Regions from separate parts of the Homo sapiens genome. Here region 1 is linked to region 2. Evidence: chromatin loops called from intact Hi-C (ENCODE). Cell type or tissue: PC-9. All regions are shown on one strand. Links, peaks and the distances in the headings refer to the core of each region. The heading gives the core; the rest is flanking DNA. Region 1 overlaps SCN2B (sodium voltage-gated channel beta subunit 2). Region 2 has its middle 18 kb from the start of TMPRSS13.

Region 1 (5,371 bases), core at 115-5,114, 220 kb after region 2:
CACAGAGCAGGTAGGGGAGGAGAGAAACCAAATCGTCACATCATCTATATCTGTCAAGCCAGGGGCAGCCAAACGGCCTCAAGCCTTTTCTAGAACCACTGTTAGGCACCCCTGCCCCCACCACACTTGCCCCAGTTCTGTCACATGCCAGCAGAAGACCACAGACAAGGGGCTTCACTATGCTTGCCTCAGTTTCCCCCTTATTCTCACCACTTCTAACCATCTTTGCTGGGCCAAAACCCTTCCAGCTGAAACTGCAGGGCTCCCCTGCCGTTCTGTTCTCAGGACAGCAGACTGAGAACAGCTGGAGATTTGGAAGGCCTCGCTCTCCATACCCCAGGGACAGAGCAAAGCTGTGTCCCAGCCCAGCCCAGCCCCCTACCTTCCTCAGGCTTGCAACAGACAAGAAAGAGGGCAGACAAGCTGTGGGAGGGAAGAGGTGCCCCAGAAGGTGAGGCACCATTCCAAGGACCAGCTGATGGGTCTGCAGGGACAGGAGTCCCTCTTGAAGATGTCAACCTGGAGACACCACAGCAAGGAGCTGCTACAGGCAGGCAGGGTGGGAGCTGCTGGTTCTGCAGAGTCCTATTAGGAACACCAGACTGAGGCCAGGAGACTTTGGTGCTGGGGCTGAGAAAGGCCTGTCCCACTCCGACATTCTAAGCAGGACAGAGCCTACAGGGAGGCGAGCGAGGGGCCTGGGGCAAGACACTTAAGGGGCATCCACTGCCTGGTCATGGAAATACCTCCTTAAATGTCACGCCCTAGGCACCTCACTGGACTCACCTGAGCCCTGGCCTTCATTCCAAGATGCTCTGCCCGTATCCTCAAGAACCTTATCTCAGAAGATTCCTTTTCTTTATGGAGGATAAACAGCAGTGTTCAGCATCATTCATTCACTCATTTACCAAATATTTATAAATCACCTACTGTGTGCCAGGCACTTAGTCTAGGCCCTGGGGGTTACTGCTGTGAACAGGACAGGCAGAGTCACTGCATCATGAAGCTTATATTCTGGGGAGAAGGATAGACATCAACAAGGAAAAAAATCATGGAGTTGTAGGTAGAGACACTCGGCAAGGTAGAGGGGCATTGTCTGATGTCGGGTGGGCAGGGAAGACTGCTCTGAGGGGGACACACAGGCAGCGCCCACCTGAAGTGAGAGAGTGAGCCCGTTGAAGTTTTGAGCGAGTCGAGTTCCCAGGCAAGTGTACTCCCAGGGGCCAAGTCCCAGTGGCTGGAAGGAGTTTCGTGTGCCTGAGGCAGAGGGAGCAGAATGACCGAGGGGGTGCATGGTGAGACCTGAGGTCCAAGAGTTAGGCAGGGACCAGCTCACAAAGGCTTTGTGGGCTAGGATATGGAATTAGGAGTTTCCTCTTTGGAGTGTGATAGGAGGTCCCTGCAGGGTTGGGGAGTATGGGGGCTGCTGGGAGGCTGTCCAGATGAGCCCGATAGAGGCTGATGTGGGAATCGCATAGACAAGGGGATGAGACTAGACTTGGGTTCAATCCCAGCTCCAGCATCAGAAGCTGGAAGAGTGGGGGCTACTCCTTTGTAAAACGCAGTTGGTGACACCGATCTCCCAGGGTTGTTTCGATAATGAAAAGAAGCAGTAAGTATTCAGCAAATGGTAGCTGCTATTATCCTCAATTCTCCCCAAGTTCTGCCTTGCAAACAGGAAGGGCTTCTAGGGGAGCCTCTGGCCTGGCCTGAGGGCACCTTGGAGACTGCCCCACTCCAACCAGTCCGTAGGAATTGGCGAACAGCCCAGGCCTGCAGGGCTCCTATTTTTCAAACTTTTTTTTTTTCTTCACAAAGCCGTAGAAGCAGCCGCCCTGCAGCCTGCAGGGAAATCAACATCTGCCTGGAGCACCCTTCTGCCAGCCCCGCCCCTGGCCCGAGTGACCAGGGCAAATGGCAGGACTTAAGAACCAGAGATTCTCTGAACTGGCAGCAGCCCTGGATGGAGGGGTAGGCATGGGGACCTCATCTGTTCTCCAAGCTGGGAGACAGCTGTCACCATCTGCGTTTTCTAGAGGAGGAGTCCAGGGCCGAGGATTCCAGGTGTGAGCTTAAGTGCTCATTAGGGGAATAAGGACTGGGGAGGCTGAGTGGGCCCCTGTCAGGAAGAACAAAGCCCAATTCCATCTCCTGTACTTTCATCGCCGTTCTGAAAGCATCTGGCAGCGCACCAGCCAAGGAGGAGGTGTGCAGAAAATGCCAACAGCATCTTCATCTGCAGAGGCCCAGAGCTCTGAGGGAAGGCACTGACAGTGCTTGTCCTGAGCTTACCTCCCATCCCAGGAATGTCCTATCCCTCTAGCTCTTCCCTTGGAAGGTCGATCATCTTCCCAGGGGCTCCCCAGACCAAAAAGTCTGCGTTCTGCGAAGCCCGGCGGACTCTGTGCGGGCCTCTGCCCCCCACCAAGCCCAAGGCAGTGCTCCAGATTAGAACTTGAACCTCACCATCTCGAAGGAGCTAGCACCCTGCCGTGGGGGAGGGCAGGGTAGAGAGGAGTGCGGGGGCGCCTTTTCTGGCCGGCAGGACGGGGGCAGCCGGAGAGGTGCAATGCGGGCTCCCCCTCCCCACCCTGCAGCGGGGCCCTGCAGAAGGTACCGGGCGGAACACGCGTGCCCTCTAGTGGTCACAGAGTCAAACGTCAAGTTCCATCCTGCGGAGCGAGCATGGGATCCGGAGCCACAGCTGGAGCTGAGATCAGAAACCGTAGATCTAGCCCCATTGTTTTACCGGTGAGGAAAGGCCATGAGAGCCACACACAGAGAATAGGGACAAGCTGAGGCCAGAATCATGGTTCCTAGCCCCTAATCCAATATCTCCACGTAAGCCTGTGGCCTCACCAGAATCCCAGCAGCTCTAGGGTGCTGGCCTCAGACCTCCCGCCAGTCCGGGCCCTCATTAAAGACGAGGGGACCATGGCTCAACAAGGTCAGAGCTGTGAGCAAAACTCTGGTCTCTTGATTAACTCTCCTGCTTCGGGAAAGCACCCGAATGCATGGCCAAGGCCACAGAAAGGACTTCATCACAGCCACAAACCCTTACAAAATGCTTACAACGAGCCAGGCACTGTCTACATACTCTACATACATCACCTCATTTAATACTAACAAAACCTGTTATCGCTCCCACATTCCGGATGAGGAAGATGGAGCACAAAGAAGTTAAGAGACGAGCCCAAGTTCACGGCTAGTAAGAGGCGAAGCTAGAATCTGAAGCCAGCCTGCCTGGCTCCAGACTGGGTTGAGGCATTGAAGCTGAGTGGTGAAGTGAGCCCCATTCCAAGGCATCCGATCTCTTGCCGACTATATGGCAGGTCCAACTCCAGGCAGGCCCGCCAGCAGGGAATTGTACCATTTAAAGGAACCTCCATACAAGGGGGGCCCACAATCTTCCTGGTTGTCCCATTTGAGACCAGGTCTGGGGCCTGTGTCTCCTGATTTTCAACTCACAGAAGGGAAAAGATCATCAACGGGATGAGGCTTCTGATCTTAGATCCAAAACCTCAGCAGTGGCGGGCCACCCGCTGTCTCCAAGGCACATCTGGGCCCTCAGGCCTCGTGTCATCCACTGTTCTAACTAGCCCATCTTGCAGAGACTATAAAAATTTGCTCATCTGCCAAATGCTGTCTCTTGCAGAGACTGGAAGTTAATCTCTTCACTCCTCTTTCCACCCTACAGCAACCTATGAGGTAATTATTTTCTTCTTGGTTTTTTTTTTTTTTTTTAAGTGTCTAAACAGATGAACTGTCTCCCGGGGCAGCCCCTGCCTCCCAGGTGAGTGTGGCATCCAGCCCGTATCTCCGCACCTGCACTGCCTTACCATCCAGACCCTTCCTGCTCAAGGGCCTCCCCAACCCCGGCCACTCCAGTCCATCCCCGTGCAGCCAGGAGCAACCCACCCTCATCACTCCTCACCTCCAGACCTCCAACGGCTACCCACTGCTTTCAGGATCAAGTCCAGGCTCCTGGGCACAGCTTCCAAGCCCTTTGGCATCTGGGACCAACCTATACCCTAGCCTCATCCCCTGCCAGCCCCCATCCCCCCAGGTCTCCTTCACTCCAGTGACCCCAGTTCTGATTTTTTCTGAAAACACCACCTTCCTTCCCTTCTCCATGCCTTTGCACGTATTTTTGCTTCAGGTTGAGAAGCTCATTTGCCCTCCTGCCCCTGGGCCCCTCCTACTTATTCTTCAGGTCCCAGCTTACAGGGCATTAGCCTCGGTGACTGTTTCCCCATTGTCCTTGTCCTCACCCCAGCCCTGTTCCTATCTCTTCCACATGACTTGAGGGCAGAATGGCAGGATAGTTAACCTCCCAGTGCCTCAGTTTCCTCATCTGTAATATAGGGGACAATAAGCCCAACTTCATAGGGCTGTCGAAGGATTAAATGACTTACTACCTGTATGAAGCTCAGCACAGTGCCTAGCACATGGCCTGGACAAAAGTCAGCTGCGACTATGATGAGCATTATTGCTATTATTGTTGCCATACATACAATGTTGTCTTGTTATTATTTGTTCATGGGCCTGTTTCCCTCTAGAGGCTCCGGGGAACTGACTCCTATTCATCTTGGTATCCCTGGCACCCAGGACAGTGTGTGGCAGAGTGGGGACTCAATAAAGTCTACTAAAGGAAGAAGAGACAGCTTTCTCTCCATGTCTGGGTCCCCACCACCACAAGCAGCAGATATGTGCAGTGGGCTAGAGTGAGGACTAGACTTCACTTTCTTTCTTTCTTTCTTTCTTTCTTTTTTTAAGAGACAGGGTTTGGTTCTGCTGCCCACGCTGGAGTGCAGAGGCATGATCACGGCTCACTGCAGCCTGGAACTCTTGATACTCCTTCTTCAGCCTCCTGGAACAGTTAGGACTACAGGTACATGCCACCATGCCTGGCTTATTTTTCTTTTCTTTTTTTTTTTTTTTTTTTTTTTTTTTTTGTAGAGACAGGGTCTTGCTATGTTGTCCAGGCTGGTCTCCAATTCCTGGCCTCAAGCGATCCTCCCACCTCGGCCTCCCAAAGCACTGGGATACAGGCGTGAGCCACCATGCTCAGCCCAGACTCCACTTTCTATGCCTCCACTAACATAATCCATACATTGGTAAGCAGGCCAGTGACTGTGGAGTCAACGGTCTCAAGAAAAACTTGAGGGAAGCCCAGTCATTTGAATTGTTTCTGGCTAAAACTAGCCTCATATGCTTCTGCCGTGGGTAGAGCTGGTTGCCCACCTGCCCTTTCTCTTTGCCACCTCCATAGTCATCCCCACAAGCCCAGCCCCGACAGAGTCCCCTCCCTCGTCACTTGTGGCATCCTCCATCCTGGGGATCGATGCTACTGCAACACCACCAAAGTTCC
Region 2 (5,371 bases), core at 251-5,250:
TTTCAAGGCTGGATCCCAGAATATTAGGCAGACTTGGGTCCTCGCATGGACTGTGCCAGTCCCTAACAGTGTGTGAAGGAGGGTCAGCCTCTGACCCCCAAATACAACCCACCTAGGAAAGGCATACACTGGATATGGCCTTCACGGAAAGAAGGACGAGGAAGGGACTCTCTGGGACAGCACCTGGCTCTTTCCCCAGAGATCTCTTTTAGCTTCTCTAGTGGAGGTCAGAGAGACTGGGGAAGGGGAAAGCCAGGACAGAGGTGAGACAGAGGAAATGACATCACCAAGTGATCCTGACCTCGTGATCACGGTCGGAGACAAGCAGCCTTAGAAGCTCAGGCCAATAAGAGGTAGGGAGGAGACAGCAGCAAAGGAGAGAATGAAGGAGAGAAAGAAGTATATTATGTCATCAATAGGAACAACAATGGCAACTCCAGCCAGCCCTGGGAGCTTGGGGAAAAATGAATTAATGGATGCACATATAACTAACTCACCCTAGATGAGAATCAGAGTGCCACAAAAAAACTTTAGATTAGCTAGAGCAATGGTTTTCATTCCTGGCCTCATATCAAAACCATCAATGGGAAGTTTTACAAATCACTGACACCTGGGTCTCATACCAACCAAATCTCTGGCAGGAAAGCCTGAGTATTGGTATTGTTAAAAGAGACTCCTTGCCTATTCTAATTAGCAGCCAGGACCAAGAACGCTTGTTCTAATCAAACTTCTTCATCTTACAGAAGAGGAAACTGAGAAGCAGTGTTGGGCAGAGATTAGCGTTAAGATGACTGATGTCCTGGTTTGCCCAGAACTGAGGGAGTTTCCAGGATGCAGAACTTTCAGTTCTAAAACCAGAACAGTCCCAGAATGTGGGACTTTTAGTGCTAAAACTGGGAAAGCCCCGGGCAAACCTGGATGCGCTGGCCATCCTAAAACTCTAACTCCCTATTTTCTCATCTCCCTGAAATTAGGGCGAATTTCTTTCCACTTGAAATGATAGAATAGGTGATTAGTGAATCCTGGACAGTCCATTGGGCCATTGGGTATCTTGCTATTTGATCAAATCCATAATGTGATAGAGCTTGTGTTTCTAGCTGCCCCTCAGGTCATGACAGCTCCCAAATCCAAATGCAAAGCAGTCAATTAACCTCTAGGGGGACAGAAGTCAGCGTGGAAGCAGGGGGTCTCAGCTCTGCTTGGACATCTGCTTGGATATCTGTTTCTATACTGGTTTCCTGGTTTCCTTCCATATTGGTGAAGGAGGGGCTTGTTTCCTGGCTAAATCCTCCTGTGACATGCTTTCCTGCGCCATGTGCCTATCTGTAGCACTAATCACAGCCATCATTTTATATTTGTATGATAATTTGGTTGATGTCTGTCAAGATTTTAAACTCAGTGAAGACAGGCCATATCTGTTTCTGCTCATTATGGCATCTAAGTATCTACCTATCACAGTGGAGGACGTGTAGTAGACACTCAGTAAATGAATGAATACATGAGGGAATAAGCAATGAAGATCATTACCTATTCTTGTGCTCAGGGAATAATATTGTCTTGTATCCTTCTATCACCAGGAGATTTCAAACCAGTAGGAGATGAGTGTGAAGTCTTTGTCTAGTGGGACCCATAGTGTTACAATAAATGTAATCCATGTTCATCTGCAATATAGAGGCACAAGAATAAAAATGAGGGTGGTGATGGCTTTGCTGGGAGGCCTCTCTGTGCCAGCTGCCTGAGACATGGCTGCTTCCAAAAAGCTGCTGGCTACTCTCATGTTCAGTGTCATGCACCTCCCTGCCTCAGTGACCTTTGACATCTTTAGTAATATCTGTGATATTCAGCCCTTGCCAGGCAGGGCCTCTGTCACATTCCTACTACCTCCTTGCAGATGGCCCACGGATTCATCATCATCATCATCATCATCATCATCATCATCATCATCATGATCAGATCTTCACTGAACATCCTAATGTCCAAGGTACTGTGCTAAATCCTGGGGAAGCACGGCTGGGTGGGAGCTGGTGAGATAGTGGTGAATGTGATATGACCTGGCCTGTTTTACCATTCAGCTAGTGGGGGAGATAAGATATGCGCTTAAAAAAGCTTATGCCGAGTGCAGTGGCTCACACCTGTAATCCCAGCACTCTGGGAGTGAGTTTGAGATAGAGCTGTGGGTTTGGGCTGAGCCAGGGTGTTCCCCATTGCATCATCCACACCCCCATTTTCCATGCTCAGACACCAGTTTTTGGACCTCACTCCCATCCTCCCACTACACTGCCCAAACTCAAGAGGGAGCAGGACAGGAGTCTCTTTGAGGAAATGCTTGCCTTGTCGCTCTAGAACAGGTGCAATGCCTTGTACCTTGCAGTACCTCATTAGAATGCTGATGAATGTAGAATGAGAGAAAGAATGAATGAGTCAAAAGACCACCCCCAATGGCACTCATCACCCTGAGAACAGCTCAGCTTTAATGGGGTGATGCAGTGCTCCTGGGTCTCACCCCACTGATCCCAGTGAAGAACATCCCACTGATGAAGTCATCCCCCCTGAGTCATTTCCTGGGAAGTGGCTTGGAGAACAAGCTCCCTTTGGCTTGCTTAGCCTTCCAGGACTTGGCTTAGGGCGCCACCTAGTGGCAGACCTAGGAAAGGCTCTCCTGCTCACTCCACTCACTCCACCCACTCCACCATGCTGGCCAGCCTGAATCCCCCAGGCTAGAACAACCGCAAACCAGGGCCCCATGACAGCTAAGTCAACCCTCCTGCAAGTCCTCGTCCCCCATGACTATATTCCCACTGTGTGGCTTTGGCCCTGAGCATCCTCTTGAGGAAAGATGTCACCATATGTCAGCTTCTTAGATGTCCTTAGGGCATCCTGCTCTCAGAGCGATCCAGCCCATGTATGGGCAGAGCTAGGGGCACTCTCCAAACCTTAAGGATTCCGGAGGGGTCTTAAAGTTTCCCAGTTTTACCTCTATATCTGCATCCTATTCATGCCGCTCCTTCTGTACACCATGTACCCCATTAGACAACACCCCAGCCTCCACACGCCAGAGTGAAGAGCACACTTTACTGAACATCTAGAGTCAGAAGGCAGGGATCAAGTGGTCGGGGGGTGAAGGGGCAGGTAGGGGGTGGCAATGTTGGCAAATCATTTAAAGCTGAGCGTTAGACATCCCTGTTCAATCCTGTGCAGGATATATGAAGGTACAGGGATCAGGTCAACATGACGCCATTTGCAGACCTAACCTTATAGTAGGAAGACTGGCTCCAAGGCAGCTGGGGTTCTGGATACAAGAGTGCTGTGCTGTGCACATAGACAAGAGCCCTGCTCTCAAGAAGCTTACATTCTAGTAAGGAATGGGAGACAGGCAACAGACAACTGAACAAGTAAGTAAACTGATGATTTCTGTAGTATTAAGTGTCATAAAGAAAATAAAATGACGGCCGGGTGCGGTGGCTCAAGCCTGTAACACCAGCACTTTGGGAGGCCGGGGCAGGCGGATCACCTGAGGCCAGGAGTTCGAGACCAGCCCGACCAACATGGAGAAACCCTGTCTCTACAAAAAATACAAAAATTAGCCAGGTGTGGTAGCACATGCCTGTAATCCTAGCTACTCGGGAGGTTGAGGCAGGAGAATTGCTTGAACCCGGGAGGTGGAGGTTGCAGTGAGCCGAGATTGTGGCATCACTCCAGCCTAGGCAACAAGAACAAAACTCCACCTCAAAAAAAAAAAAAAAAGAAAGAAAGAAAGAAAGAAAAGAAAATGATATGAAATGATAGGAAGTGGCTGGTGGGGCTGGGTGTGGTGGCTTCCTGTAATCCCAGCACTTTGGGAGGTCGAGGCGGGTGGATCCCTTGAGCTCAGGATGGTAAAACCCTGTCTTTACAAAAAATACAAAAACTAGCCAGGCGTGGTGGAGTATGCCTGTAGTCTCAGGTACTTGGAAGGCTGAGGGGGGAGGATCACTTGAGCCCAGGAGATTGAGGCTGCAGTGAGCGGAGATCACACCACTGCACTCCAGCCTAGGCAACAGAGAGAGACACCCCCCGCCCCGCCAAAAAAAATTAATTAATTAATTAAAAATATTTTTGGCCGGACGCGGTGGCTCACCTCTACCCAGAGACTGTCACAGCCAAGAGGAGCCTATGGAGACATGGCAACTAATTATGACACCCTGGATCAGATGCTGGAATAGAAGAAGGATGTTAGGGCCGGGCGCAGTGGCTCACGCCTGTAATCCCAGCAGTTTGGGAGGCTGAGGTGGGCGGATCACCTGAGGTCAGGAGTTCGAGAGCAGCCTGGCCAACATGGCAAAACCCCTTCTCTACCAAAAACACAAAAATATTAGCTGGGCGTGGTGGTGCATGCCTGTAGTCCCATCTACTGGGGAGGCTGAGGCAGGAGAATTGCTTGAACCTGGGAGGTGGAGGTTGCAGTGAGCAGAGGTCATGCCACTGCACTCCAGCCTGGGGGACAGTCTTGCTCTGTCCCCCCACCAAAAAAATTATTTTTGTCTCAAAAAATAAAAAATAAAAATAAAAAGGAAGTGGCTAATGGGAAAGAAGGGAGGCACCTCTAAAAATGAGGTCAGGGATCTATCTAAGAAGGTGATGTAAGATGACACCTGAATGGTGAGAAGGAGACAGAGAGAGATGGAGGAGAAGATTGAACAGTGAGGAAGGAAGACAGAGATAAAGAAGAAACGGCACTTAGGATGATGCCTCAATAAGAGACTCCCATGGCAAGGCGCCCGATGTGATTCTCAAGCCAGGAAGATCAATGTGTGCATTCAATCGTGTGTCCAATCAGGGCACAATGTGGTCTCTCCTCTGAGCCCTTCATTTTCACAAAATCGATCATAGTCATGGATGTTTTATGCAAGGGGATTTTTACTTCTTAATTTGGTTTCTGTCTTGGTTTTGGTGGAAATCAAGGGAAGAACTGAGATTGCTACCCATGGAGCAGAACAGAAAACACACGTTTGAAAACAGAAGCCCAGAGGTAAAGGCAGGGTGGCCCACACATCCCCCTGGAAATTCCTCTCAAGCAGGGCTCCAGACCACATCAGGCCTGGGGCTTGAGATTCAAGCTTGTCTTATCTAAATCTTGAGGAGCAGGGAGGCCTTGGCTGATTTTTAGGATATAATCCCCAATGTGTATTGAGCACTTACAAGCTCTTTCCTTTCAATCTCTCTTTTCATCTTTGCATCCAGGTACCGCTGTTATTCCCACTTTATAGATGAGGAAACTAAGGCCAGGAGATGTTAAGTAACTTGTTGAAGATGGCATAACTAATAAGTGGGAGAAGCAGGATTTAAATTCAGGTCTGACTCCATCCCTGTGCCCTGAACCACGCACACCCTA

What was found. Hi-C counts contacts between places; a loop is a spot of excess contacts. Peaks named below come from ENCODE experiments on the same cell type or tissue, not always from the same donor. Only the 100,000 strongest peaks of a DNase experiment are listed, where the experiment ranks them.
Region 1: a loop joins it to region 2, with 6 times the contacts of the local background. A loop is called at or near these places in 2 of 110 quality-filtered maps.

Annotation. Positions count from the first base shown.
Region 1 is chr11:118,169,166-118,174,536 of GRCh38, forward strand. All of the region lies in intron 1 of SCN2B (sodium voltage-gated channel beta subunit 2), which reads right to left. Among named protein-coding and RNA genes, the nearest start is that of SCN2B, 4.8 kb to the right of the region's middle. In PC-9, for the core only: CTCF peaks have their summits at 2,580 and 2,782; no DNase peak of the experiment used is centred there; H3K27me3 peaks cover 1,863 bases.
Region 2 is chr11:117,944,461-117,949,831 of GRCh38, forward strand. No RefSeq gene overlaps it. Among named protein-coding and RNA genes, the nearest start is that of TMPRSS13, 18 kb to the left of the region's middle. In PC-9, for the core only: CTCF peaks have their summits at 1,244, 2,641 (motif pointing left) and 2,841; a DNase peak (open chromatin) is centred at 2,561; H3K27me3 peaks cover 348 bases.